Linked DNA regions of Homo sapiens: region 2 is linked to region 1. Evidence: chromatin loops called from intact Hi-C (ENCODE). Cell type or tissue: endothelial cell of umbilical vein. All regions are shown on one strand. Links, peaks and the distances in the headings refer to the core of each region. The heading gives the core; the rest is flanking DNA.

Region 1 (5,618 bases), core at 465-5,464:
TGAGGGAAGTTTCCTAGAAAAGAATCTACTCAGGGGAGGGAAGTCTTGAAACAAGAACAGAGCTGCAGGTAGAAGACTGAGAAGAGGATATTGGGTTTTATTACCATGTGACCTTCCACAGTTATTCTCTGGAAAGTTAGTGGCCTTTATGAAAATGCGTCCTAAAGGGTAAGCAGTGGACACACTCGATTGTGTGTGCTGGGAAAAAGGCATACAAATAACTTCTGACAGGAATAAGAGTTTTATATGTATATGTGTGTGTATGTATGCATGCATGTATGTATGTATGTATTTATGTATTTATTTATTGAGATGGTCTCTCACTGTTGCCCAGGCTGGAGTGCAGTGATGTGCTCTCAGCTCACTGCAACCTCCTTCTCCTGGGCTCAAGCTATCCTCCTGCCTCAGCCTCTTGAGTAGCTGGATTATAGCCATGCACCACCATGCCTGGCTAATTTTTGTATTTATTGTAGAGACAGCGTTTTGACATGTTGTCCGGGCTGGTCTCAAACTCCTGACCTCAAGTGATCCACCCACCTCAGCATCCCAAAGTGCTGGGATAACAGGCATAAGCCACCTTGCCTGGCCTGGAGTTCTGTTCTGGGTTACATGGCAGCTTCAGGCCATCATGAGGAGACAAAAATTAGCAGAACCTCCACTAGAGCAGAATTTCCCAAACTGCTCCAGAGAGATGTTTATAGATATTAAGAAAACTAACATTCTATGGTTTAATAGTTTGGGAAATAGTGAGGTTAAAAAAGTTTATAAGTGGCATTCAGGACTATTCTAATATGCTAATAACCACCAAAAGTCTTCCAGAGGGATATATACTAAGAAGATTTCCAAAGTGACTTGACCTTGGGCTTTTCTTCATGGGTTTGAATGGAGGGTTCCTGACATAAAAGCCCACTTTTTTTTTGCTCTAAGCACAGAGAGATGTTTTTCCTCTCTGCCTCTTTCCTGGAGATTCTGTTCTGAAGCAAATATGAATAGCTTTTTATACTATGTGCCTGCCTGCTTGCAGAGCCCCCCCCAAAAAAGAGAAATATAGTCAAAGCTAGTTTCCTGGCTCATTCTGAAAGTTCACTCAGCACTGCAAGGATTAGCCACCTATAAGCTGAGTAACCATACACAAACCTCAATACCTCTCTGAATTTCTGCTTCCTTCCTTGACACTTCATCCAAAGCAGTTAAGGGAATGCAAGTACTGCTAATAAACCCTGACTGTTGTACCTTTCCTAGGGGAACTAGAAAAATAAGTCTTTCGTGCCAAAAGAAAAAAATCTTCTAGAGGTTGATTTTTAGGCATTTTGTCAGACAAGAATAAGCTTGTTTGAAAATAAATGGGTTAACAGAGAGTTCCAAATTCCCATAGAACAATATCACATAGTGAACTGCTTTATCTCTCTACTCTTCAACTGGGCCTTTGGTGAACTTTGGTTTCCTAGTCTCTTCTCTAGAAAGGGATGCCCAACAATATCTTGCTGACTAAAGAGTCAAACGAGGACATGCAAACCCAATTAGTACTCACCCCTTCCGAAAAGGGCCATCTGGAGGCTCAAATCTTGTGTCTTAAAAAATTGGCAGCTTTCTTCTTAGAAAACTACATTTGGTGGTGTTTAAAGAATTCATCCAATGTGGCTTGAGTTTTATGGAGCTCTAAACATTTGAGCAATATTTGGGAAAATGGCAAGCTTAAAATGTTTCTGAGTAAATCTACAGCTATAGTTTTTTTTCCCCCACTCCTGAGTCCTAAGGATGAGTTTTCTGAGTAAAAATGGAATTATAGATGGACTAAACAACTAAATAAAACCTTCGGCTTTGTGGAAAACTTCCAGGGTAAGTTAAACAGTCCATTTAAATTATTTAATGCTCCTTATATAACTAAATTTTTATGTATGGCACCTATGACCTTTACTGTGTAATGTCTTGACAAGATAAGCTACTAGAAAAATAACTCAGTGAGGAGTGAATGTTTATAAGAATTTTTAATTGCAAAGAAGCACAAGGGTCTTTGCTTTGAGGACAAAGGGTTATTGAGAGGTCACCTGTGTATTTTCTTAAGAATCTTAAAAGTCCACCTGTATTGAATTTTTTAAAGCCCTCTATTCATGTGGAGATCTATCTGCAAACCTCATGGTTAAGTCCAGATTTGAAAAATAGAATGCCTACATTTAGGATCAGGAGGTAAAATGAGATAAAGTGAAATAAAATAAATTTGAGGGGAGCACAAGTTTTTACTTTGTCATTCTCTGAAATACCTATAGTTACTACGGAACTATGAATTCTTGGAGACCCCTAAGGCATTTTAAAGTGTGTTCACTAAATTCATTTGAAGCATAAAAGGTAGAAATTTCATCAACCTTCCTCAGTTTTCTGCTCTACAACCAACACTCAAGACTTCTACATTTCCTCGTTACTGGTTACCATACTCATCGTAAGTGTGCCCATGCCACTAGTGCTTAAGTGTGTCCCTCTTCAAAGCATGAACAAGGTATTCCTTGTTTCCCGAGAACTGTGTGTGTTTATGGGGGAGAGGCAGCAGTATTTAAAGGACATGAGGGGACATTTCTCATTCATCCAGGAACTACTGTGTCTGGGAGGGGGGTGAAGGGTGCCGCAACAACTTTAAGGTTAGTTCTAAGCTTCACAGAAGCATCCCTGGTGCCATCAGTGACGCAGGGAGACTAGTGTTATTGTTGAGGTCACCAATCCATTAGCTACAGAGATAGTCTTGTAGGTGAGAAGTTCAGCTACTTTTCACTTGACTCCAGTTTCTTCTGCTTCTAGCCACAGATACGGTGACTTTCACCCTCACTTAGCTCTTGTTGAGTGGTACGAAATTTAAGGAGGTAACCTGTCTGGGTACTAGATATGCTGATTTCCCTCTTCTTTTATTACTTTAGTGACATGGGAGGTAGGGTTGACGTGAGCTGTAAGAACTGAATAGGTCTGAAAGGATCACTTCCACATGGTAGAATGCTGGCTATGCAGGGTTCAATCGGGACAGCAGCAGAAAATGAAGTATTCTGGTGATATATGATTTTTTTTTTCCTTAAATCAAGACCACAATTTGCCGTTGGTGAACTTTGACTGATGTGTTATGTAAGCATCCAGATTTCTATTAAGATGGCATAGGACAATTATATCAAATTATAAGAGGACCAATTTTAGTCATTTGATTGTTGTGAAGATAGGAAATGAAACTTCGCGTTGACTACTGATAAGAAAGAGTGCCATCTAGAGGCGCTGCCTAGAACTCCACCTTATTCTCAAGAATCATCCTTCAATGTGACCTTCAGCTGTGTTGCTCTATAACTGTGGCGCTGAAGATTGATAATGAGCGAAAGGGAGAAGTACGCGCTGCCATATGGCAATAGACTCAGATATTATAAGGACTAAATTGTGTTGACACAAAGTGAGGGCTTGGTCCTTACTTCGTTCCTAAATAATGCCCTTTCTCCATCTTTCCAGGGATGCATCTAGTCACTTGACAGCTTTTATAGTACGGTAGTTTGCCTTTAGTCTTTATATTTTAAAGTTTTTTTTTCTATAACAGAAATAAAATGCTTAGAAATCATATTATTTTTCCTTTGTTAGGAAAAGTAAGTTGGTCAGGTGATTACATCGTCGTTTTTTTAAAGCTCTAAGAGGAGAAACTGGAAAATAAAGAGCAACATGGGAGGTGCAATGCCATCTCTCATTCTACTTTGACACATTTAATTTGACTAATTGTTAAGCCAGGCTCCTTAATCTTCCTGAGGATTAGTTTCTTTCCCCCATACTGAATCATACTACTTAATAGTATTAAAATAATTCCCAACCTAGTGCTGATGTTTGCTTTACAATCTTCAGGACCACAGTAAACCACAGATTTGGATAAGAGACCAGAAAGAGGTTCGAAGTCACACATGTCACCATTATCATGCTATAGATATGTGGCAGGATTTTCCTACGAAACCAAATAATACATCAATAATGACTTCACCATTATTCTGATAATATGATGGTTAACAACACGTGAAATAGTGGCCAAGGTAAAAATTAACCCCCATTCCCCGCGAAAGAAACACAAATGAAGTTGGCAGTAGACCCTGAAGTCTAGAGTCCTTGACTAACAAACTACTTCTAAAATGAATGGCTTTCTCTGCAACAGAGAAAACAGGCAGGTGTGTTTCAATTAAATATCTGCAGTATTGGATGTTTCTGTTGTGACTTTCACATAGGAAGTTTGGACAAATGCCTTTGTTCTTTGGGAAAAGTCTGGTTCTTACGGTAGATATTTCTGGATTCTGCTGTGATAGGTGAGCTAGAGTGAAGCAGTGAAGACTCCACAATTTTCAATGATAATCTTTTTGAAATTTGTTCAGGATGATCCACACCCCTCGAGATGGTGATTACTGGTATTTGGCTTACCAATGACACGTTAAAAAATGATTGTATCATTTGTCTCCAAACTTCAGTCACCAATGGTAAAAGCTCAGTTTGTTTGCCTCCTTCTTGCAGTTAATTAAAAAGAGGATTTTTATAGCCTCAAGTGTAGTGTAATTTATAACAGGCATTTCTTCCTCCTGTTTTTAATTACCATCTTTGCATGGTGATGTTGGACCTTTTCCCTTTTATTGACTACTAATGCATAGTTTCCCGAGACCAGCTCTATGGCTGTTAATTAGAAAATAAAGAAATTTTATTTATTTTTAACCACTTTCAGCTAGGCAGAAGAGTAGAATTGTCTGATGGGGGTTCATTTCCCCTTTATTTTTCCCCATTAAAAAGGCTATCTTCCCTATCAAATAATGTTTTCTACTCCAAAATATGTTATGGATAAAAGTTTAAGAAGACTGGAATGTGTGTCCAAATCTAAGTTATAATTCTTTTGTCACCCTGACTATTGCATTGCGTAGGCAAAAACGCAGAGTTTTTCAGTGCTCCCAGAAGAACTCTTGGCATTTCTAATTCATTGAATAAATACATGAATGTATTTCTTTGCTTGCTGATCAATATAACCCGATTCATGGAGGAGTGGAGAAAAGAAAAGCAAGAAGCAAAACAATAGTTACTTAGATATTTTGGGAATCTAGAGTTTCAAATAATTGAAACACTGGAGTAAATTCCTTGGTGTCAGCTTTGTGCAGCAAGTGTTAAATGGGTGTGTGCAATCAGTAGAAAGGGGTACTGCCACAGCTTGGCCATTGGCCTGTCTATTTACTTCAAGTTTAGAAGTGGAGCTGGAAAAAGTTTCAGAGGAGAGAATAATAGCACTGTCAGTCCAGGATATAGGGCTGCAAGTCTCTGATATTTGTATGCTTTCTTTTTTATTCTTTCCTTCCTTTAGAAATAAAGAATAAACCCAAAATGGCAGAGGAATTTGCTTTTTATTCCCACAACCATATCCCAAAGCAATCTTATAAAAATAAGGTAAATTCATCTTTAAGTGATAAATGCAACTGATTACTAGGATAGAATTGCCCATATTTCATGGAGCAATTGGAAAGATTACATTTTTAATTTAATCACTATAATCTACAGATACTATTTTTCCACTTTAGAGATTTTAAAAAATTAGTGAGTGGCAGAGCTAAAAGTCCAATCAGCCTTGTCTACTTGCAAGGCCTTTT
Region 2 (5,618 bases), core at 154-5,153, 350 kb before region 1:
GTCATGTAAAGGAGGAAGTACCTAGCCCAGGATCTGTCACATAACAAGTAGTTACAAATATTTGCAGAATAAATAGCAATTTCCATCGTCAAAGTCTTCTGCATCTGTTTCACCTCCCACAGTGCCTAGGATTTTTTTTTTTTTTTAATCACAATAATGGTAAGGTCATAAAGAAGAACAAGAAGAACAGGAACTAAACATTTATGCAGGGAGAGGTTCTGTACTTTAACAAGTGAAATGCTTTGCTTACATTTTAAATTGTATTTTTAATTCTTGTTAGCAAATAATACATGGTATTTAAAAAAAGTTCAGTGCACAAAAGCTCAGTACAAGGAAAAGCAAGTTTCCCTTCTCAAGAAAGACTAATGTTGCCTGTTTCTTGCATATAGTTATAGAAATACCCTATGCACGTGAGAGCAAGCATAGTCATTTTCTTTTCCATAAAATCTAATCACAAAATGATAGAACTGAAAAAGACCTTATGGTTCATCTAGATGTTAAGTTAGAGGCTTTTAAATTGCTATTCTGGGAAAGAAAAGGAAAACCTAAAAGCGATCTTCCCTGTTTCATAAGTAAGCTCATGATTGTAAGGATGCCAGATCACGTGGCAAAACCCTCCATGTGAACATTAATCACATTAAGTGATACAAGGGAAAACTGAGTTCACCTAAAGTTGCCCTGAAACCCATAATGCCCACTGTCGACCTCAACCTAAAACACCCATGGATATAGATGTCTTAGGTTCCCTACGGCTGTTGAAGGAAGTGCTGTCTAAATAACAAATGGAATAAATTGACATGGACACAGAGGGCTTGATCTGGAATTGGGTATTATAATGTGACTATTTTGAACAGCATCTCTTATGCATCATCAATCACAGTATGTCTTCAAGACTAGTAAAGTCTATATTTAAAATTTTTTTTTCTGCTACATGGTGTAGCAAGTAGCTTTTCAAATTCTTCATTCTGATGATGTAATTTCAGATAAGACATTTAGGAAGTCATCAGCTTATTAACTTTTGGGTTGAACCATATGAAACTGCCATTTTTGTTGGTCATAGTTTCTAAAATATTGGAAATTTCAAATGTTCCATCTTCATTATATTCCTCAAAGTTAGTCCTTGTTCTAGAGCTGTAAGAGGACTTCCTTTAAGTTTTTTAGAATATCACATTTTCCTGCAAGAGCTATGTCACTAAGCTAGTTCCAAAAAACCTATTTAATGTTTGTGGTTTGTAATGGTACCAGATTCACATCTGGTCCTAGGAACTGAGCCTATTCTGTTCAACAGGGTCAAGAAAAAGAAATAAATTTCTCTTCCTCTTTTGAGGGGTATAGCACCGGCCTTTCTGGGCCTTGAAATAGGTGAAAATAATAATTATTTTCCTTTCTGCTCTTTTTGCACCTTACTTCTCCAATATTCTCCTGAAATCCTTTTTCCTGTACCTATTGTCCTCATTCTGTCTGGCCTTTTTCTATCTCAATCAGCTTGTCTTTGCTCTTTATTCTTAACAATCAGCATTCATTTAGTATGCTGCAAGTTGGAACTAAGTAAAATAACTTGATTAAATGAATTCACAGTCGTGTGCAAGACTATCTGCCGTTCCAAAGACATATGCAATTTTAAGAGTATCTTGTAGTTGCAAATGAACATTTCCATAAGAAAATTTTGGAGTTTGAAAAATGACTAGAGAAAGAATCCTGGTAGTGAGGGGCAGAAATAATATATTGAGGAGCAGGAACATTTGGTTCAGTTCCCCATTTTTATACATTTTGTAATTTCTTCTCACCCTTTTACTTTAAAAATATGGATTCTTTTAAAGTTTAGGATTTCATTTTGACTTTCACAATGGCTGTCTTGCCAGTAGCAGTGAGCACCTCCAGACTAGGGAGAGGTCTGCGCCTACTGTATGTATGTGCCATTTGTAAATTGGGAATGAAATGTGTCGCTTCTGGTAACATCGGTATGATGGGATCTGGGAGACCTTCGGAATTCAGATGGGCTTATGGAGCTTATATTTGGGACCCTATTCTGTTTCCTATACAATTACCCTTGGTCTGTGGTTTTATCCTTTAAGGGTTCTAGCTGTCTATAACTGGAGTCCACCTTCTTTTTTGACTGAGGTGACATGGTCCACATTTTATCTCTAATTTACTAAACATATAGTTCCTTCTCTGCTCTGCTTTTAAGAGTCAAGATAAATATTGACTGCTGATATCAAATTTGGTGAGCTTTGGCCCACTATCATTCACTATAAGATGGAACATTTCTGAGATATGTGGCAAACTGTGGTTCTCATTTCTTCCTTCTCACCTTTATCGGTTTTCCACTGTTCTCCAAGCTTCTTTCCAGTTTTCTAATTATATTACTTTATTCCTGAAACTGCATCAGCTTTCATATGCCAGTGTTTATAAGTAAGACATAGATTAGAAGGAGAGATAGTTCTTTGGAAAAAAACAAAAGAAAGCAGTTTTTTCTTGCAAAAGATGTGGTTACATCCTGAACTTGGTTGCTCTGTAATCATTTTATATTTCTTAGCAACACCCTTTCAATCAGATTATTAGTTCCTTGAGTGCCGAGAACAAGTCTTAAGGATCTTTGATTACCTCACCAAACACCTAGCACAGAGGAAAGAGACAATCAACAAATAACAGTTACAACTTGTTATCATTCAGGTGAGTCACTGGGGACAGGAGACAAATAGTTCATTTTAGAGATAAGGAATCTGATATTTAGAACACACATATAAATGTAAAATTGCATCTGTGATAAGTTACACAATCAAAAGGTACATTGCGTTATTAAAAGTGCGTAGTAAGGTTGGGCGCAGTGGTTCACGCCTATAATCCCAGCACTTTGGGAGGCCAAGGTGGGTGGATCACCTGAAGTCAGGAGTTCAAGACCAGCCCGAGCAACATGGTGAAACCCCATCTCTACTAAAAATACAAAAATTAGCTGGGTGTGGTGGTACAGGCTTGTAATACCAGCTACTTGGGAGGCTGAGGCAGGTGAATCACTTGAACCTGGGAGGCGGAGGTTGCAGTGAGCCGAGATCGTGCCACTGTACTCCATTCTGGGTGATAGAGTGAGACTCTGTCAAAAAAAAAAAAGTGTGTAGTAGAAACAGTGAACAGAACAAAGGAAAAGAAGACTGTTTTGAAGAAATGATTAAGCTAAGGTCTGCAGGATAAATCTGAAGTAGTTAAATAGGCAAAAAAAAAAAAAAAAGCAAAGAGAATTTCAGGCAGAGAAAATAGCATATACAAAGGCACTATGGTGGGAGGATGTATGTAAAGGTTGGAAGGAATCTTAAAGGTCTTTAAGTTTGACCTGTTGCCAATCCCACAGACTTTTCTATGTAACCCAACATCTAATAAGGACAGCTGCCACAAAAAGCAAACTGTCCTCAGCAAGAGACACCAAGAAATCTGGTATTAGGAGGCACCATGCCGTGGTAAAAAGTGTATGGATTTTATATTGGACAAATGTGGGTTTGAAATTCTGTTCCAACTCCTTGCTTTATGATCTTCTACAACTTTTCTGTCAGCTGTCTTATCTCTAAAATAGGCATATTAAGATCTATTTATAGTTGTAATTGGAGGATTAAAAGGGAGCACATATGTAATATGCTTAGAACAGTATCTGGCCCACGGCAAATGCTGAATAAATATTGCACTTTCATCCCATGACCACTCATCTTGGTAACTTCAAGAAAAATGGAAGGGGGAAACCCAGAGTGTGTTTTGAATTTCCAGTCTGAGCTGTTTCTTAGAAGCCTTGCCTTTGCCACAGGCAATCCTATTTTACTCTACAGATGGAATATAGCATTTCTTTTTTCACACACAGAAAATGTTATATACATAGAAAGTGCTTTTAAAAAATTTCTACCTTCTCTTGTCCAGATGTCCTAGTGTTTCCACCTATTACTGTATTTCCAAATACAAGCTCAAAAAGAGTAGACTAATAGTTTAGAGATTTCATTATTTACGTTTATGAAGTTATGACTCAAGATGTGACTAGTTCTGGATTGTGGTCATAAATAGTTACATATGGCTCTTCTTCCCTTATTTCTAGAATTGCTTGAATTAGAAGTGTTACAGAATAATATCCAGCAGAAAAATAAAAACATACAAAGGCTGTTTTAACCACCCTCTGCAGCAGCAAGGCCTCTATCTTAATGCAGACATGGTTTGTTGTATTAAGTTTGGAGTTTAGTAGACTGAACCATCCTAATTACTGCTTCCTTTATTTCAGCAATATTTTTGAAAGACCTATTTTTGGGTTAAAATTACTCTGTCTCCACCAAGAGCCAGAAGAACTGCTAGACTTTGAGCTAACAAAGAATCCCTTATTCTGCTAGGACACAAGTGAGTCAGTGACCACACAGAGTTTCTGTGCTGTTGGTTTGGAGATGATGGAACGATGCAGTCCACCTGCAGTCTGAGATGGAGAGGTCTTCTATATTACAAATGCAGGGCAGCTCCTTCTCTTCTGTTTATTAGGGTCCCTGACCCCTGCCAAAAGTCTAACAATGAGAGAAGCACTGCTGCTCTGTCCTCAGAAGCTTTCCAGGCCCCATGGACCTGCACAGCCAGATGTGTGGCCCTATAATTTCCCACTGCATCTGCCCCATCTTGGAAACATAAGGCCTAGAATGTTGTTATTCAAAGTGCACTTCTTGGACTGGCAGCTTCAGCATCATCCTGGGAGCTTGTAGAAATGCAGACTCTCCCGCCTAGCCCAGACCTGGTAGATCAGAATCTGCACTTTAACAAGATCTCCAGGTAATTCATTTACATATTAAAGTTTAAGAAGCACTGCCCTCGCTAGGATACCCAGCCAGAAAGACTGGAGAAAAACAAAAAGCACTTCAAAAATGAAATCAATTTTCTTTGCCCTGATGCCCTTTCTTACTCCAATTTCCAGGCCCCATCTCTGTGTAGCTAAATCCTCCCCTTTTTTTGAGCTGCCTGAAATGCCTCTTCTGCGGAAATCTTCACTGATAGAGTCAGCCGGAGGCATCTCCCACTCATTTACCTGTATATTTTTCCTTTGGTTCTTACCATGGTTTGCTTCTTACACTGTACAAGTATCTATTTATGGGTCTAATCTGTCTTGCTTGAGGCCTTGCTGGAACCTTCTTTATACTCTCTACAGTGTCTAGCAGGGCAGTCCCAGAAAAACAAACAAACAAACAAACAAAAACTTATTTATTTATTGAAAGGAAGGAAAGAAGAGAGGAGAGAAAGAGCTCAATTAGTGTAGTAAATAGCTCTAGAAAATTGAGTTCAGCCCTGGGGGTGGACTTGAGCCTGTTTGATACAGGAACCCAGGAACCATGTTATATCCATCCCAGAAGAGCCCCCATTAACTGTGGGCATGGAACTATCCCAGTTTTGCAGGAGCTACTGGCCTGGATCAGATCCGAATTCACCTCATCACAACACTCCCCAACCAGACCTGGCCAAAATCAGCCTACCCTCTCTTTCTGGAAGTAGAATAAAACTTCTGTTTGCTAGGGCCTTGACCTCTGGCTTTAAGCATGCTGTGGACTCTCAAAGGATTACCCTCTTTCCCTACTTTTTGTCTCATGTCTATTCCCACCTAAGAGTTAATATAT

Evidence for each region. Peaks named below come from ENCODE experiments on the same cell type or tissue, not always from the same donor. Only the 100,000 strongest peaks of a DNase experiment are listed, where the experiment ranks them.
Region 2: it touches region 1 in a loop (3-fold over the local background); 2 of 110 quality-filtered maps call a loop at or near these places.

Annotation. Positions count from the first base shown.
Region 1 is chr14:25,397,566-25,403,183 of GRCh38, forward strand. All of the region lies in intron 2 of LOC112268135 (a long non-coding RNA gene), which reads left to right. Among named protein-coding and RNA genes, the nearest start is that of LINC02286, 240 kb to the left of the region's middle. In endothelial cell of umbilical vein, for the core only: a CTCF peak has its summit at 3,233 (motif pointing left); a DNase peak (open chromatin) is centred at 3,246.
Region 2 is chr14:25,052,498-25,058,115 of GRCh38, forward strand. LOC124903295 (a long non-coding RNA gene) reads left to right here. Exons shown (of 2, transcript XR_007064091.1): 2 at 1-93. Among named protein-coding and RNA genes, the nearest start is that of STXBP6, 5.2 kb to the left of the region's middle. In endothelial cell of umbilical vein, for the core only: no CTCF peak of the experiment used is centred there; no DNase peak of the experiment used is centred there.